Linked DNA regions of Homo sapiens: region 2 is linked to region 1. Evidence: read pairs that join two places in POLR2A ChIA-PET (ENCODE). Cell type or tissue: IMR-90. All regions are shown on one strand. Links, peaks and the distances in the headings refer to the core of each region. The heading gives the core; the rest is flanking DNA.

Evidence for each region. Peaks named below come from ENCODE experiments on the same cell type or tissue, not always from the same donor. Only the 100,000 strongest peaks of a DNase experiment are listed, where the experiment ranks them.
Region 2: POLR2A ChIA-PET joins it to region 1 with 18 read pairs; 2 of 35 experiments call an interaction of 5 or more read pairs at or near these places.

The regions. Positions count from the first base shown.
Region 1 is chr11:45,860,423-45,868,748 of GRCh38, forward strand. CRY2 (cryptochrome circadian regulator 2) reads left to right here. Exons shown (of 12, transcript NM_021117.5): 4 at 426-610; 5 at 1,638-1,726; 6 at 7,190-7,330. Among named protein-coding and RNA genes, the nearest start is that of CRY2, 17 kb to the left of the region's middle. RefSeq lists enhancers at 401-1,600, 1,536-1,830, 5,078-5,579 and a silencer at 1,536-1,830. In IMR-90, for the core only: no CTCF peak of the experiment used is centred there; no DNase peak of the experiment used is centred there; H3K27ac peaks cover 1,457 bases.
Region 2 is chr11:46,358,274-46,366,599 of GRCh38, forward strand. The region is part of intron 1 of DGKZ (diacylglycerol kinase zeta); the gene reads left to right. Among named protein-coding and RNA genes, the nearest start is that of MIR4688, 14 kb to the right of the region's middle. In IMR-90, for the core only: no CTCF peak of the experiment used is centred there; DNase peaks (open chromatin) are centred at 3,248 and 4,968; H3K27ac peaks cover 1,545 bases.

The DNA of each region.
Region 1 (8,326 bases), core at 72-8,071:
ATCAAAGAACTTTCTCCAGGGCTTACATGGGTGGTAGAGGCCTATGGGGATTCCCTTAGCTTGGACAGATAGGCCAAGTGCCAAGCAGGCTAGTAGGGATTTTTCTGTGATTAGAGATTTTGTCAGTCTCTGTCTTTAGGCGGCTCTGCGTCAACACCAGGGAGCCCGGAATTGAGTCCCAGCTCTGGCCCTGCCTTGCTCCATTACTGAGGCACCTGCTTCAGCTCTCTGGGCTTTATTTTCCCTCTCGGTAAAATGGAGATGCGGCCTCCCTTGCCCCCTCCTTTCCACTCAGGCATGGGACCTGTGAGTGGATGAGGAAAGCCACCCTCAAAGCCTTCAGAGTCTGGGTTCTTTTTTGGGTGGGCAGGGACCCACATCACAGGGCCATGTGGGTAACACTAGCTATGCTTTGGGCTCCCCAGGATCATTGAGCTGAATGGGCAGAAGCCACCCCTTACATACAAGCGCTTTCAGGCCATCATCAGCCGCATGGAGCTGCCCAAGAAGCCAGTGGGCTTGGTGACCAGCCAGCAGATGGAGAGCTGCAGGGCCGAGATCCAGGAGAACCACGACGAGACCTACGGCGTGCCCTCCCTGGAGGAGCTGGGTGCGTACTTCCTGCCCAGAGCCACTTGTGCTGGTGCCTGCTTTTGTGTAAAGAAATTCTTTGTGAAAGTAATGCATGTCATTATAGAAAGGTTAGAAAGCACAGGAAAACAAAAATGGAAATGGCAGTCACTATTACTCCACCACCCAGAGGTAACCACAATTAATTTTAAACTGTGTCCTTCTAGTATTTGTTCTGTTCATACTCATACATGTAATCTTCTGTTTCTGGTTCTAGATCATGCCTCTATTTTTGTACTAACCTCTCGCAGACAATACAGGCACTGCCTGGTGCTGGTGTCCATGGGCTTCTCAGTAACAAGATAGCTAGTATTGCTTCTGTTGAAAGCAGGGAATCTGTCAGCCTCTCAGATTACTAACTACACTCTTTCACCCCTCCCTCTTTCTTACCTTTTTTTTTTCTTTTTTAGACGGAGTCTGGCTCTGTTGCCCAGTCTGGAGTGCAGTGGCACAGTCTTGGCTCACTGCAACCTCCACCTCCCGGGTTCAAGCAATTCTGCTGCCCCAGCCTCCTGAGTAGCTGGGACTACAGGCGCCTGCCATCACGCCCAGCTAATATTTGTATTTTTAGTAGAGACGGGGTTTCACCATGTTGGCCAGGCTGGTCTTGAACTGGTGACCTCGAGTGATCCACCCACATCGGCCTCCCAAAGTGCTGGGATTACAGACGTGAGCCACACCTCCAGTCTTTTGATCTGAACAAAGCTATTAGCCTTTTTCACCTGAAAACCACAGTTGTTGCCAGCTAATCTGAAAAGGCAGGAGGTCCGGGATTGTTGTCATCTACCTGGAGCGATGAGGGTGCAGGGGAAAGCAGAGAAAATAGTGACTGTGGGAAGAGAACCAAGTTGACCTAGAAAACGCTAAAACTTTAAGGATTATCTAACCCCCAGTAGCACCGAGACACTGTGGTTCAATTCTCATAAAGTTCAAATAACAGAACAGCCGTGCCGGGCTATCACTGAAATGGTCAAACCTCCTGTCTTGTGACCTTTCCTTCTCTTCAGGGTTCCCCACTGAAGGACTTGGTCCAGCTGTCTGGCAGGGAGGAGAGACAGAAGCTCTGGCCCGCCTGGATAAGCACTTGGAACGGAAGGTATGGGCCGTTTCTGAGACACAGAGCTGCAGATACTGATATCCACACAGCAGGAGATACAGGTCATGTCCATGTCCTTTAGTCCCTCTTAGCTCACATTGTTTGGAAAATGAAAAATCCTCCTATCCTCCTGATGGCCATAACAACAGCAACACTAACAGCAACTACCATTTAGAGAGTACTTACCATGTGCTGGTCACTAGGCTCAGCATTTCTGGGTTAAGCACCTGCTGGCATTTCTTTTAATCTTTCCAATAGCCTGCAAGGTAGGTACTAAGCTGTTCATTCTACAGATTACAAAATTGAGGCTTAGAGAGGTTAAGTAACTTGCCTGAGGTCACAAAGTTAGTAATTACAGGTTGAGTATCCCTTATCCAAAGTGCTTGGGACCAAAAGTGTTTCAGATTTTAGATTCTTGAATTAGGAATGCTCACCTTATAACACAGTAAGACCTTGTTCTATGTTATTCTAAAGCTATGTCGGATTGCTTTTCTTTCATCTGTGGGCAGGTTCCCCCTACTAAGAGGATATCTGGTTAGTAAAATCTATAAGATTATTTTGTGTTGATGTGTCTCCGCACCTTTTTGCTGGAACTCTTTCAGCGTGTTGATTTCCATATGCTTGGACACAGAGCAAATGGCCCACCTCCCAGTGCAGTGAGAACTGGGGAGGAAAGAAGCCCAGGCCTCAGAGGCACAGTGTCACAAAGTCCTCACTCCCCTGCAGCTAGAGGAGCAGAGAAAGTTCTCATGTCCGAGAACAGTCAGCTCCTAGTTTCCTGCCCCCTGCAGCTGGTTTATAAAATGTCAGCTTTTTCTATGCCTGCTAAGATGGCTAGGTATTTTGCCTAGCAGCCAGATGATGACGATAATAGAACAAGGAGGCCAAGGCAAATCTACTTGGGAAGAATGTTCTCCAGCCCTGGAGGTGTCCAGTCAACAGTGAAGGCCCACAGCCTCGATGTTTCTACCTGGTTGTTTCCTTCAGCCTGGGACGAAAGCAAGCCCCACAGACTTAAAGGATGAGACTAGCTATCTCTGTCCACATCAAAAGGTTCACCTAGAGATTCTTGGGCCCAGTTTGAAGACAAAGGTTGGGCCAAGGGGCAGAAGGGTGGAGATGACAAATGGGATTGCAGGAGTAGAGTAAGGCTTAAACCTGTAAAGAGCTATCATCTATGGTTAGTTTTTATCAGCTGGAGAACATTTTGTAGAAGGATGTCCCTTAGGTCACCGACAGGAGCTCCTTTTCCACATACCCCCAGAGAGCGGGCCCCTTCTCTCAAGGGCCCTTACGCCATGGACATATTCAGACTCAGTGGTGCCCAGAGGAAATACTGTGTCCTGCACATCTGGGAGAACAAATGGTGCTAGAGATACAGGAGTTGAACCTGATTTCAGGATGTTTATTTTAGCTTCCTTCAGTTCTCCAAATCTGAAGGGAGCACCTACTCATGCCAGTTTAGCAATACTAGATAGAAGAAGGTATGTGCCTCTTTTCCGAAAGCACCAGGAAAAGTCCCAAGGCATGTTTTCATTGTCCTGGTTTGGGTCATGTGACTGTCCCTGACTCAATGACTGTGGCCAGGTATAGGAGGTGGTGCTTTCCCTGGCCAGACTTGCATCATGAGTCCGCTCCCAGAACTGGAAGGTAGGTTTAGCTCTGCTTTATCCACTCGGACTAGGATCAGGGAAGGCTGATTCTCCACAGGAATATGAGATGCTGTTACTGAAAAGCAGAGGAAGCTACATGATCTTTACCACTGGGTTACTCAATAGTAGATGAGGGCAAGCATCTCTCTATAAAAGTATTCTGATTATTAAATTAAAAAGGAATGGTGGAATTTGAATACCACCATTTTGTAACCCTCAATAATGATGCATTATGTATTGGTGACTGCTGACACCATAGAAGGAGGCAAGCATTATGTGCCCCCTGTAGTCTTGTCAAAGGGATCAAACCTGAGTCCAGTCCAGTTTCTGGTACTAGCCACCAATGTGCAGGTGATACACAGGACACAGCACTTGTTGAACTGCACCATGAGTATACAGTCAGCAAAATCCAGACTGTGGGAATCTTGGCAAGTCAGATGGCCTGGATTCTTTCCCAGAACAATGGAAAGGAAAAGAAAAAAATGGCATAAAATGTGCAGATTAAAAGAAAATTAAATAACATATTAAAGTTTTTTTTAAGGCCAGGCACAGTGACTCACACCTGTAATCTTAGCACTTTGGGAGGCCAAGGCAGGAGGATCTCTTGAACCTAGGAGTTCAAAACCAGCCTGGGCAACATGACAAGCCCTCATCTCTAAATAAAAACAAATTAGCCGGGTGTGGCAGCATGTGCCTGTAGTGCCAACTACTTGGGAGGCTGAGGTGGGAGAATCACTTAAGCCCAGGAAGTCATGCCACTGCACTCCTGCCTGGGTGACAGAGAGTGGGGTCTCAGAAATAAAAGAAAAAGAATCCCAGCACTTTGGGAGGCCGAGGCAGGTGGAGCACTTGAAGTCAGGAGTTCGAGACCAGCCTGGCCAACATAGTGAAACCTCATCTCTACTAAAAATACAAAAACTAGTTAGGCATGGTGGCGAGTGCCTGTAATCCCAGCTACTTGGGAGGTTGAGGCACGAGAATCGCTTGAACCTGGGAGGCGGAGGTTGCAGTGAGACGAGATCATGCCACTGCACTCCAGCCTGGTTGACAGAATGAGACTCTGTCTCAAAAAAAAAAGAAAACTGAGTAGCTGGGATTACAGGCTCCCACAATCATGCCTGGCTAATTGTTGTCCTTTTAGTAGAGACAGGGTTTCACCCTGTTGGCCTGACTGGTCTCAAACTCCTGACCGCAAGTGATCCTCCTGCCTCAGCCTCCCAAAGTGCTGGAATTACAGGCATGAGCCACCACACCCGGGCAGAAATAAAGTTTTTTAAATGGCCAAGACTAAATTGTAATACCTAGGAATGCACATTTGGGTAAAAAAAAAAAAGCTACTTAAACACAAAGAATAACTGTGAAAAGATAAAGTCCTTCCTTTCAAACGTTTTGCCAAAATAGAAAAATGTAAACATTTCAGAAATGCAGAACGTGTTTATTATAAAAGCTGAGGTAGGGGTTGCATATACTGGGGGGCAGGAGGGAACTATTCCTGGGATGAGCACATAGACTCTTGGGGTGGCTGTCAAAGCTCTGTTTCCCAAACCTTGGTGGCTATTGCGTGGATGTTTGCCTTAGAATAATTCATTAAGTCACACATGTGTGTGATTTTCTGTATCCAAGTTTCATTTAAAATAAAAATATTTTAAAAGCTGGGGGCTAGCAAGGGTGTGTACACGCAAAAATACCTAGTATCTGTTAGAAGTGCTTAACCTGATACCACAGGGGTTACCTGCAGAGGAGGAAGCCTTGAGGTTGCGACTTGAAGGAAGAGTCTCAGTTAACCAGGTGAAGGTGAGGGAAAGGAAGACAGTGGTCCAGAGGCAGCTGCTTGTGCAGAGGCAAAGGCCAGTGAGAGCAGATGCGTAAAGAAGAGGGGCAGCAGGAGGCGGAGGGTACAGTGAGCCGAGATCACACCACTGCACTCCACCCTGACCCTGTCTCAAAAAAAAGGGGCAAGAGACAGAGCTGGAAAGGCCTGGGTGCTGGGGAGCCACAGAAGCTTTCATGAAGATTTGGGCTCTGTCCTCAGAGCAACAGGAAGCCCACTGTGTACATTATCCCGAGCAACAGGCATTACATTACTCTGGTCCCAGCGTGGAGAATGAGTTAGCGGGGGATGGGAGTGGACGCAGGGAGGCCAGTCAGGAGGCTGCCACAGTTGTCCAGTCTAGATATGACCTTAGCCTGAACCAGGTTGGTGGCAGCAGGGAATGGAAAGAAAAGGACAGATTTGGGAAATATTTAGGCAGTAGAATTGACAGGACTTGGTGAGGGGACAAAGGTGATGGCTAGGATTGTGCCTTGGGCAGCTAGGTAGCTAGCAGTGTATTATCTGAGGTAGGGAGGCCAATGGAAGGGTGGGTTAAAAGAAAAGGGCACATCTCCCTTGAGCTGCCTGAGAGGCAGCCAAGTAGAGGTTTCTAGCAGGCAGCTGGGTGGAGCAATCTGGGCTAGAGCTATGGATGTGGTGGTTGTCTGCAAAGGGGTGGAACTGGGAGCCATGGGCCTGGATGAGCTTGCTGAGGCACACAGTTGAGTAGAGAACCTAGAGCTGAGCCCTGGGTACCCACATTTAAGGGAGAGGCAGAGGAGGTGGAGCTGATGAAAGACCAAGAGCGCCAGGCAGCTGGGAGATACCAGGAGATGTGGAGTCACAGAGGCCAAGGAATCAAGAGGATAAGACAGCACAGTTGGCAGGTATAGCGCTGCTGAGAGATCCCAAAATACAAGGTCAGAAAGTGCCTGCAGGACTCAGTGGCACAGAAGTCACAGGAGACTCTTGTGGGAACCAGCCTTGTGGTCACCTGAGGTTTGGAGTTAGAGACCAGCCTGGCCAACATGGCGAAACCCCATGTCTACTAAAAATACAAAAATTAGCCAGGTGTGGTGGCAGGTGCCTATAATCCCAGCTACTCAGGAGGCTGAAGAGAGTCAAGGTTGTGAAACAGTATCATGGAGAGGAGGAGAGGATGTTGGGAGTTAAGAAAGTGGAAATAGGCCGGGCACAGTGGCTCACACCTATAATCCCAGCACTTTGGGAGGCCAAGGTGGGCGATCAGGAGAATCCCTTGAACCCGGGAGGTGGAGGTTGCGGTGAGCCGAGATCACGCCACTGCACTCCAGCCTGGGTGACAAGAGCAAAACTCTGTCTCAAAAAAGAAAAAAAAATAAATAAAAAAAGTCGTGAGAGACTGCATGGAACAGCAAGTCAGGAAAGTAAAGTCCTATGCCAGCAACCAGTGATGATAAAAACATGACCAGTAATGTTATATGACACATGGCCCCAGAAATGAATGATTCCATTGGTCCCCAGGAATGGATTGGAAGTTTCCTCCTTCCCCAGCTGCTGTTGAACAATAATGCGAAGTCCCTGGTGTCTGTGATACAACCTCAGGGCCGCTAGTGACTAGAGAAGGGACTGAGATATTCTTTTCTGTAACATAGAAGCCTTGTTTCCTGCTGTATAATTAGAGAGTTCATTCAGTGCTTTCAGAATTCTTTCATATCTCATTTTAATCCACAGAAGATTGGAAATTTTGTTCTTATTTAATAGATACGTAGCTGAGGGAAGTAACAACGTGTTCACAGTCACCCCACAAATTAAAGAGCAAGTCAGAGAATGACATAGACTCGTTGTTTGGTCTGATGGTGGTTCCGTCTCAAAATCGGCTGGACAAGCACAGTGTTCCATGGCTCCATGGCTGGCTGTTCTGTGACCGTAGGCAGATTCCTTAACCACCCAATGCCTCCATTTTTTCCTCTGTTACATCCAAGCCTTTCCTTTTGCCACCTTCTCTTTCTGCTGTAGGCCTGGGTTGCCAACTATGAGAGACCCCGAATGAACGCCAACTCCCTCCTGGCCAGCCCCACAGGCCTCAGCCCCTACCTGCGCTTTGGTTGTCTCTCCTGCCGCCTCTTCTACTACCGCCTGTGGGACCTGTATAAAAAGGTAAGGGGGACATACCTGCCCACATTGCACCTAAGGCCTGCAGCCAGGCCTTTTGGGCTTGTCAGTCACCCTAAAAAAGGCACTGGTGGGTGGGGGTTGGGCTATGGCCCCTGGAAGGGCCTAAGTGTGTGCAGATAGTCCGGAGGAGGAGAGAAGACTCAATATCCAAGAGGGCAGAGCCAAGCACAGAGTGAACTGCCCACCAGAATGAAGCCCAGACCATCATGTAGAGCAGAAGGACAGGCAGAAAAGCAGGCCTCAGGTGTGACCCTAGAGGTGGCATATCCTCTGGCAGCTGGTGGACAGGGGCGAGGTCCCCAGGGTGAGAGGCATGGAGAGGGTGAGGCTGGAGCCAGTCTGAAGTGGAAGAGCATAGCTGCCCGCTCTGGAGCTGTGTCCACAGCATTCAAAAGGGGAGTCCAGGAACAGCAGTTGCCCATCAGTGATGGAGGGAGTGGTGTGGAGGGGCTGCACACAGGGCTGTGCTATACAGACAAGAAGCAAATAAGCCTGTGTTAACTGTCCCCAGAAGGAGAGAGGGCAACACAGTCAGCATTCAGAGGGATCACCTCATCTTGTGCCTATGTTTTTTGTTTCTGTTGTTTATTTAAGAGACAAAGTCTAGCTGTGTTACCCAGGCTAGAGTGTAGTGTGGCCTGATCACAGCTCACTGAAACCTCAGACTCCTGGGCTCAAGCAATCCCTCTGCCTCAGCCTCTCAAGTAGAGCTAATTTTTTACATTCTTTGTAGAGATAGGGTCTTGCTATGTTGCCCAGGCTGGTCTCGAACTCCTGGGCACAAGCAATTGTCCTGCCTTGGCCTCCCACAGTGCTGGGATTACAGCCGTGAGCCACCATGCCTAGCCGTTGTGTCTACATTTGTTTTTTTGTTTGTTTTTGAGACAGGATCTCATTCTGTCACCCAGGCTGGAGTACAGTGGTATGATCACAGCTCACTGCAGCCACAACCTTTCAGGCTCAGGTGATCCTCCTATC
Region 2 (8,326 bases), core at 23-8,022, 500 kb after region 1:
TCTAGACCCTTGTGTACCTATATCTTCTGATATTTTACATGAAGGAATATGAAATATATATAAGGCACCTTTGCTGCAAACCAAACTGTGATGAGGAAAAGCTCTTAACTCGATGCAGTTGTAAGCTGTACTAGATGCTTTTTTTTTTAAGAACACCATTTGTACTTGGACACCTGATAGACAAACTAGTCAGATGTAGGTATTTGGCAGACATTTTCTCAAAAGTGCATGACATGAGCTTGTCATTTCCAAAACAGTGTCATTATTTGTTGCCAGGCACAGGCCACCATGGCTCATATCTGTAATCCTATCACTTTGGGAGGCCAAGGCAGGAGGATCACTTGAGCCCACGGGTTAAAGACCAGCTTGGGCAACATAGTGAGACCTCATCTCTACATATATTTTTTAAAAATAAGTAATAAAATATTTGTTGCCAATGATAAAATTTGAGCTTTTGAGCAAAAATGAGAATTTTGGAAACCTTTTATTCACTTCCTAGAGCCTGACGGCTTCCTCAGGCTTAAAATTTTTCTGATGAGATCAGTAGTGAAGTTAGTGTGATTTTTGGTATTGTATAATAACATGTGGGCCAGGTGTGGAGGCTCACACCTGTAATCCCAGCACTTTGGGAGGCTGAGGCGGGCAGATCACCTGAGGTCAGGAGTTTGAGAGCAGCCTGGCCAACATGGTGAAACCCCATCTCTACTAAAAATACAAAAATTAGCTGGATATGGTGGTGCACACCTGTAATCCCAGCAACTCGGGAGGCTGAGGCAGGAGAATCACTTGAGCCTGGGAGGAGGTTGCAGTGAACTGAGATCGCAACACTGCACTCCAGCCTGGGCGACAGAGCAAGACTGTATCTCAAAAAAAAAATAATAAAATAAGGCCAGGTGCTGTGAATCATGCCTGTAATCCCAGCACTTTGGGAGGCCAAGGCGGGCGGATCACGAGGTCAGGAGTTCGAGGTCAGCCTGGCCAACATGGTGAAACCCCGTCTCTACTAAAAATACAAAAAAAAATTAGCTGGGCATGGTGGCCCATGCCTGTAATCCCAGCTAGTCAGGAGGCTGAGACAGGAGAGTCACTTGAGCCTGGGAGGCTGGGGTTGCAGTGAGCTGAGATTGCGCCATTGCACTCCAGCCTGGGCGATAAGAGCCAGACTCCATCTCAAAAATAAAATAAAATAAAATGTGTCACCATTTGGAAGATCTGCATAACTCAGTAAACCAGTATTTTCCAATGACTGGTGCTTGATGTTACAAAATTCAAAATGCAAGGTAGTCCAGTGGAAAGTTCATTGACGTGGTTTTATATTTATATTTATTTATATTTATTTATTTATTTTGAGATGGAGTCTCGCTCTGTGGCCAAGGCTGGAGTGCAGTGGCGTGATCTCGGCTCACTGCAGCCTCCGCTTCCCAGGTTCAAGCGATTCTCCTGCCTCAGCCTCCCGAGTAGCTGGGATTACAGGCACCTGCCATCATGCCCGGCTAATTTTTTTTTTTTTTTTTTTGTATTGTTAGTAGAGACGGGGTTTTGCCATGTTGGCCAGACTGGTCTCGAACTCCTGACCTCAGTTGATCCGCCCACCTCGGCCTCCCAAAATGCTGGGATTACAGGCGTGAACCACTGTGCCCGGCCTGATACGGTTTTAGATTCCACATTGCAACTAACCTTTGAGAAACTGTCATTTGTCATATTTTGGTGTAGTAGCAAAGAAAATCTATAATTACCTGGAAAGGCTGTTAAAGATATTCCTTCTTTTTGTAACTACATGTCTGTGTGAGGCAGAATTTTCTTCATATACTTCAACCAAAACAACATGTCACAACAGATTGAATGCAGGGATAGACAGGAGAATCCAGCTGCCTTCTATTAGGCCAGATGTTAAAGAGATTTGCAAAAAATGTAAAATGATGCCACTCTTTTTGCTAACTTTTTTTTAGAAAATTATTTATAAAAGTGTTGTTTATATTAACGTAATGGGCTTATTGTTTTAAGCTAGTAAGTATCTTAAACATTTCTCAGTTTTAACATCTGATATGATACATATTAATAGCTGTCACCCCCTAAAACAAAACTCTTTTGGGATCTTCACCAATTTTGAGAGTGTAAAGGGGTCTGGGAGCTTTCAAGTTGCTGAACACATGGAGGTTCCTGGAGGATGGTGTGCCCAGGGAGGGCGTGGAAGCTCCTCGCCCCTTTCCTCATCAAAAAAAAAAAAAAAAAGGCTGGGTGCGGTGGCTCATGCCTGTAATCCTAGCACTTTGGGAGGCCGAGGTGGGCGGATCACGAGGTCAGGAGTTCGAGACCAGCCTGGCCAACATGGTGAAACCCCGTCTCTACTAAAAATACAAAAATTAGCTGGGCATGGTGGCAGGTGCCTGTAATCCCAGCTACTCGGGAAGCTGGGCCAGGAGAATCATCTGAACCCGGGAGGCGGAGGTTGCAGTGAGCTGAGATCACGCCATTGCACTCCAGCCTGGGTGACAGGGCAAGACTCCATCTCAAAGAAAAAAAAAAAGAGTTTAAAGAGGTCTTGGGATCAGGCAGTTGGACAGCTGCCACTCCAGACCCTAGGGTACCATGTCAGGACTGGGAGTTGGGGGGGTGGCATTCCAGTCAGGATACATATAACACAGACTGGTGTCTTCTGGGCGTTCCTTAGCTTGGCAGAGCCAGAAGACCCAGAAGCTGGAGTCCCAGCTCAACCAAATCGGAGTTGTGGGCAGTCACGGGCTTCCACAAGCCTCGAGTTGCCCCATCTATTCAGTGGGACAGTAGTGCTGTCTGCACAGGGGAAATACCAGCCTCCCGTTTGTAATGCTGGTGAAAAGTACTTTGTAAGTTGTGAAACACTCCACAGATACTTATTTTTGTGATTGTTTTGTCTGGAGCCGGTGTGATTAGCTTCCCCAGACCTCAGAAAACCTGTCCAGTGGGCGTGAGAAGGCATTAGGTGGCTAAATAGGGGGCATTAGTGGGGGGCCCCCTCCCTAAAAGGGCCTGGCTCCCACTTCTCCCTCCTTAGACCTCGTTCCCAAGCTGAGGCATGGGCTGGGCTGTACTGGGTGCCAGGTGGAAGGGAGGCCACTGGGTTGTCACCCAGCCTGGCTCTGGGAACCTTGGGAAAAGGAGCTGGGAGGCACGCTCGTGCGCTGTGTGCCCGTCCGCCCACCCGTCGCCTGCTGCAGGGCCTGGAGCCGCTGCTGGGAGAGGAAGTGCGTTCAGTTACCAATCGGGTTATTTTCATAACGGCTGTCTCAGGCTGCAGGGAGGAGGGTGACAAGGGGGAGGGGGCAGAGGAGCAGCCACGGCTGCTAGCTCTCCAAACTAGGACTTGCTCAGCAGAGGCCGCCAGCCCGGAGCTGGATCCAGAGCCCGGCCTTGGGGACCCCAGCTCCCACCTGCGCCCTGCCTTCCAGATCAGGTCAAAAGGGGCCCCCAGCCCCTCCTTGCTTTCTGCTTCCTCCCTCTGTATCTGGCTGGGTGGGTGCGGGGAGGGTTGGATCCGGGCGGACCCGGGCCCCACCATCCCTAGGCAAGGAGCCTGCCCTGCCAGGTTCCTGAAGCTGATGGAAAAGGGTCCCCCCGAGCTCCTGCTGAGCCAGGGCAGACCCTGCCGACTAAACACTCACTGGCCTGGTCGCCTTCTTACCATCCAGCCTGGCCCACCTGCTCCCCGAGGTACATTTTGTTTGTTGTTTTTGACAGGATCCCTGTGGTGAGTCTCAGCCTGGGGAAGGGAGGAGGACTCTGCCTCCCCAGCCCCTAGGCTGACTGGGGAGGGACTGGCCTCCCTTCCAGCTTCCCCACCTCCTTCCCTCCAACCCAGGTCTGTGGGAGCAGAGCCGAGGGGGTTCTGGGGAGGCAGCTGCAGGCCCTTGCTCTGGGGCTGCTGGAGGTGGGGTCGCCATGCACCATGCCCAGCCTTCACGGAGCAGAAGGCGGACGAGGCCCTGCCCAGGGTGTGGAGTGGGCGCTCTGGGTCAGTCCCATGGGGTATCCTGTGAGAGCAACTCAGGGGGCCAGGCCTGGTACCGGGTGCAGAGGGCATTCCTCATGGCACGAGCAGATACCCAGGTGACACCTGTGGCCGGCTCTGTTCCTCATGCGGTGGGTGGTGGCCACCCTGGGCACTCCTGCTTCCCTTTCTGGGTTCCTGGCCTCACTGTGGGCAGACAGACCCCAGGAGGTAGCACAATCACATGCTCTGGTGTCTATGGTGGGTGTAGGCCCTGCCAGGCCCTGCTGTCTGCCAGGTATCACCAGGCACTCTCTCTCTGTCATCGCATCCAGACCTCCTTTAGGCCAATCTTCTGAACCAGGTGGTGTGAGCTCCATTTTGCAGATGAGAAAATTGAGGCTCAGAAAGGTTAGTGGATCAGTCTAGGGTGGCAGTGGCAGATTCAGGATGCCAACGCCCTTGAAACTAGCACAGGGCGTGAGATGGCCTGGGCTCTGGAGGGTGGGTGTCCTGTCCGCTCCAGCTGTAGCTGATGAAGCTCTCCGGCCTGCCTGCCCCGATAGCAGCCACTGCAGCTCGGCCACCTGCAGCCACAGCCACTGTCCAGCAAGGGTGCACGGCCAGACACCAATGGTCTTGTCTCCTGACTTCCTCTGTCCTTTCCCAGGCCCTGTCCTTGTCAGGCCCCAGAGCCGGCCAAGGGTTGATGGGGTCCCCTGAGTCCTTTCCCATCCTGTCCCCATTGGTGTAACAGGCTCCCCACCCGGAGACCGAGGGACAGCCATTTTGCTGTGCTCTTGGTGTTGAAGCCCTCAGGGTGACCTTTACACGTACTGTGTGGCGAGGTGGAGGTGACCAAGAGCACGAGGTGAGAAGACACTGTCACGCAGAGCTGCGCTATGGGAGAGGCTTAGGCCCAGGGCGGGCTCCAACAAGGCCCAGGAGAAGCCCCAGCAGAGATAGGAAGTGAGGAGTCAGGCTCTTGCTGACCAGGGACAGAGGTTTCTATGGAGACCAGAGGAACAGGAAACTCAGGCCTGCGGGGAGGGGCATGGGAGCACGGAGGCATGGGTGCCCAGCAGGAGAGCCTGTGACAAATTGTCAGCTCAGCCACTCTGACAGCCTCCCCAGACACACAGGGAAACTGAGGCCCGTGAGGGGCCAACTTGCACACAGTCACACAGCACTGCCGGCCTTGCCCACCCCACTCTGCTGGGAGGGGCGGCATCATCGGCCGCCGAGGAGACTCCTGGACAGATGTGGACCTGGGCTGCCTGGCAGTGTGTGGAGCCGGGCACCACAGGAGCTCCTGTAAGCCGCCCTTGTCTCTCGAGGGGGTCCTGGCCCCTGTTGTCAGTGCAGGTCTGGGGCCGCAAGCTGGGCTCAGCCCTCACCGCTGCCCACGGGTGCAGCGGCACCTCCCCCCACTGACTGTGGCCTTTTGTTTTCTGGGTGACAGTAGCATCAGGCGGTGTGTCCGGGTGACTAATCTCCTCCAGGCTGGGCAGCTGTCACAGGGCGGCCTGACCAGGCAGGCAGGAAAGCTGACACCCTGGGGAGGGCTGGCAGGCCGGTGCCCTGACGGCAGGGGGCAGTTGGGCCTTCAGGCTCCTCTTCCCCTGACACAAAGCAGGCCCCAGGTCGGGAAGACCCGGGTTCAGGTCCCGAATGCCGCTGACTGGCCGTGGGACTGTGGCATGTTACTGGCCCTCTTGAAGCCTCAGTTTCCCCATCTCTAGAATGGAGCTGCAGGTCCTGCTTACCTCACAGGGCTGTGGTGAGGATTACACGAGATGATAAAGTACTTAGCCCAGGGCCTGTCACGTAGCAGGTGTTCGTTATTATTCCCTATCTGGTTCCCTTTCCTACCCCATCCCAGCCTCATGTTCCAGGAGGAAGGACCCTGCAACCCACCCCATTTCTGGGACGCAGGCTTTGCCGTTAGGTAGACTTGGACTCCAGCACTGACTCCACACTGACTTGCCGTGGACTCTAGGCGGTCACCTCTGCGTCAACTTCCTCATCAGGAATGCAGTGTGATGCAGTACCTATTCCTTGGGGTTGCAGTTTATGAAATGATCTAAGTGTTTGTCAGGGGCTTAGCACAGTGCCTGACACATAGGGGCTCAGTAAATGTCAGCCGTGACACTGGTGATTTTGGGGGAGACCCAGCGCTCTCCACCCATGCCTGCTGTCCTGCCCCTGCAGCTCCCTCCGGCCCAGGTGGTCTGCTTTGAGTGGGGCACTATTTGGGGTCATAAGAGCACTGCCCTGACCTCCCTGTCATCTGAGGCAGCTGGAAACTCCAATAGGCAGAGACCAAGAGCTGAGCTGTGCAGAACTCTGCTTCCCTAGGCACCTCCACCCTGTCCATCTCTCCCCCAACACCCCTGTACCTGGCCTGAAGCTGCTCAAGACCTGCAGGGCAGTAGCAAATCAGTGCAGTGTATGGAAGGAGAAGGTGCTAGACGTGCGGCCTGGGCCTGACTCCTCCAGCCCTTCATCTTTGCCTTCATCCTTCCTCCTGCCCAACATGCGTCCAGGGCATCACCCACCATGCCTAATTAATGCCAGCCTTCAGGGGACCACAGGGCTTCTTCTGTCAGCCCCAGGCAGCACTGTCCCAGGGCTGTGACCTTGACCTCTGTGGCTGCCAGCGGTTAGGATGCATCCCCCACCAGTCTCTCCCCAGGACCAGGGCCCAGGAGATCACCTGCTGTGGGGCACAGGTGGCCTCAGGTACCTGGAGGCATCGCCAGCCTGATCCATGCCAGGCAGGCTGCCCTTCCCCCACTGTTAGGAGAGGTAGGGCACAGGAGCTCGATGCTGGCTGTGAAGAAGGGTAGGCAGGGCTGAGGTGAGCTGGCAGAGGGAGCAAAGCATGAGTTCAGGATGGGTCCATGGAGGCCAGGTCCAGGTGGGAGCTAGGATGATGCCCACAGCTCCTGCCTGCCTGCAGGAGGGAGCTCTGGGCTGTGCAGCGTTTGGAATTGTGAGTATGGGGGCTTCCAGCATCAGGGCCGCAGAAGAATGTGCAGTCACAGGCTCCATCAGGAGCAGAGTCAGAAGGGTTTCCCGGCATCACCCAGCTTCACCCTGGGGTATCCGTACTTTGTCCCTTCAGAAAGGTGAGACAGAGCAGTCGAGCACCAGAAAGTTCTTACCATCAGCACTTCAGACATACAGGCACGCACACACCCAGAATCCAGAAGGCTTTGCTTTTGGCCCAAGCCTATTGTCACGGCCCCCTGGGTGTGAAGGGAGACTGAGCAGCCTCTCTCCCAGGAGAGCCAGACAGTGACTCTCCAGTTCCCTGAGACCTGGTCTCCCCTGAGCTACACATTAGACCCTCTCTATTTCCAGGAGTCACCTTCAGCCTGACCCCAAGGCTATGGGCTGAGAGACTCTGGGGGTCCTGTCAGGATTAAGTTCCTTTGCAGAGAGCCTCATTTTGTTATAGCTTGGTTTGCTCCATGTCCCATGAGGGGACACCTAACCTGCCCCCACCATGTTGGTGGCAAAACAAAGGCCCAGCAAGTGGGAAGCCCTGCCCTGGGCCCCACCGTCCATCCAGGCAGACCGACTCCCCATTTTCTTTTTGTTTTCTTTTCCATCAGCTTCCGGCAGGGCAGGTGGAGGCCTTTAGGCCCAGAGCTCTGTAGATTCTGGTGCCTGGATGGGGGAAGAAGGGGTAGCCTGAAGCACCCACCTCCCTGGGACTCCAGGGCTCCCTAGGGTGCAATGGGGGAGAGCATCAGTGCCCCAACAGCTGTAAACGTGGGCTCCCCTGAGCACCCCTGGGATCCTCACATGGAGGTCAGAGGCTGCAGTGACCCCTCCCTCCCTCAGGGGTTGCTTCCCTTCTCATGGGGCAGAGGCTGTGAATGGGCTCCTGGTTGCTTCCCTTCTCATGGGGCAGAGGCTGTGAATGGGCTCCCGGACACAGGACAGACCGTGGCCTGATCCAGCTCCTGATGCTCCCGGTCTCTGTGCCCAACAGCCAACCGCCTGCCATGGAGACTTTCTTTAGGAGACATTTCCGGGGGAAGGTGCCAGGCCCTGGAGAGGGGCAGCAGCGGCCCAGCAGCGTGGGGCTGCCCACAGGCAAGGCCCGGCGTCGCTCCCCCGCTGGGCAGGCCTCCTCCTCACTGGCACAGCGGCGCCGCTCCAGCGCCCAGCTCCAGGGCTGCCTCCTGAGTTGCGGGGTGAGGGCCCAGGGTTCCAGCCGCCGGCGCTCCAGCACTGTGCCCCCTTCCTGCAACCCCCGCTTCATCGTGGATAAGGTGCTCACTCCACAGCCTACCACCGTGGGGGCCCAGCTTCTGGGTGCACCCCTGCTGTTGACCGGGCTTGTGG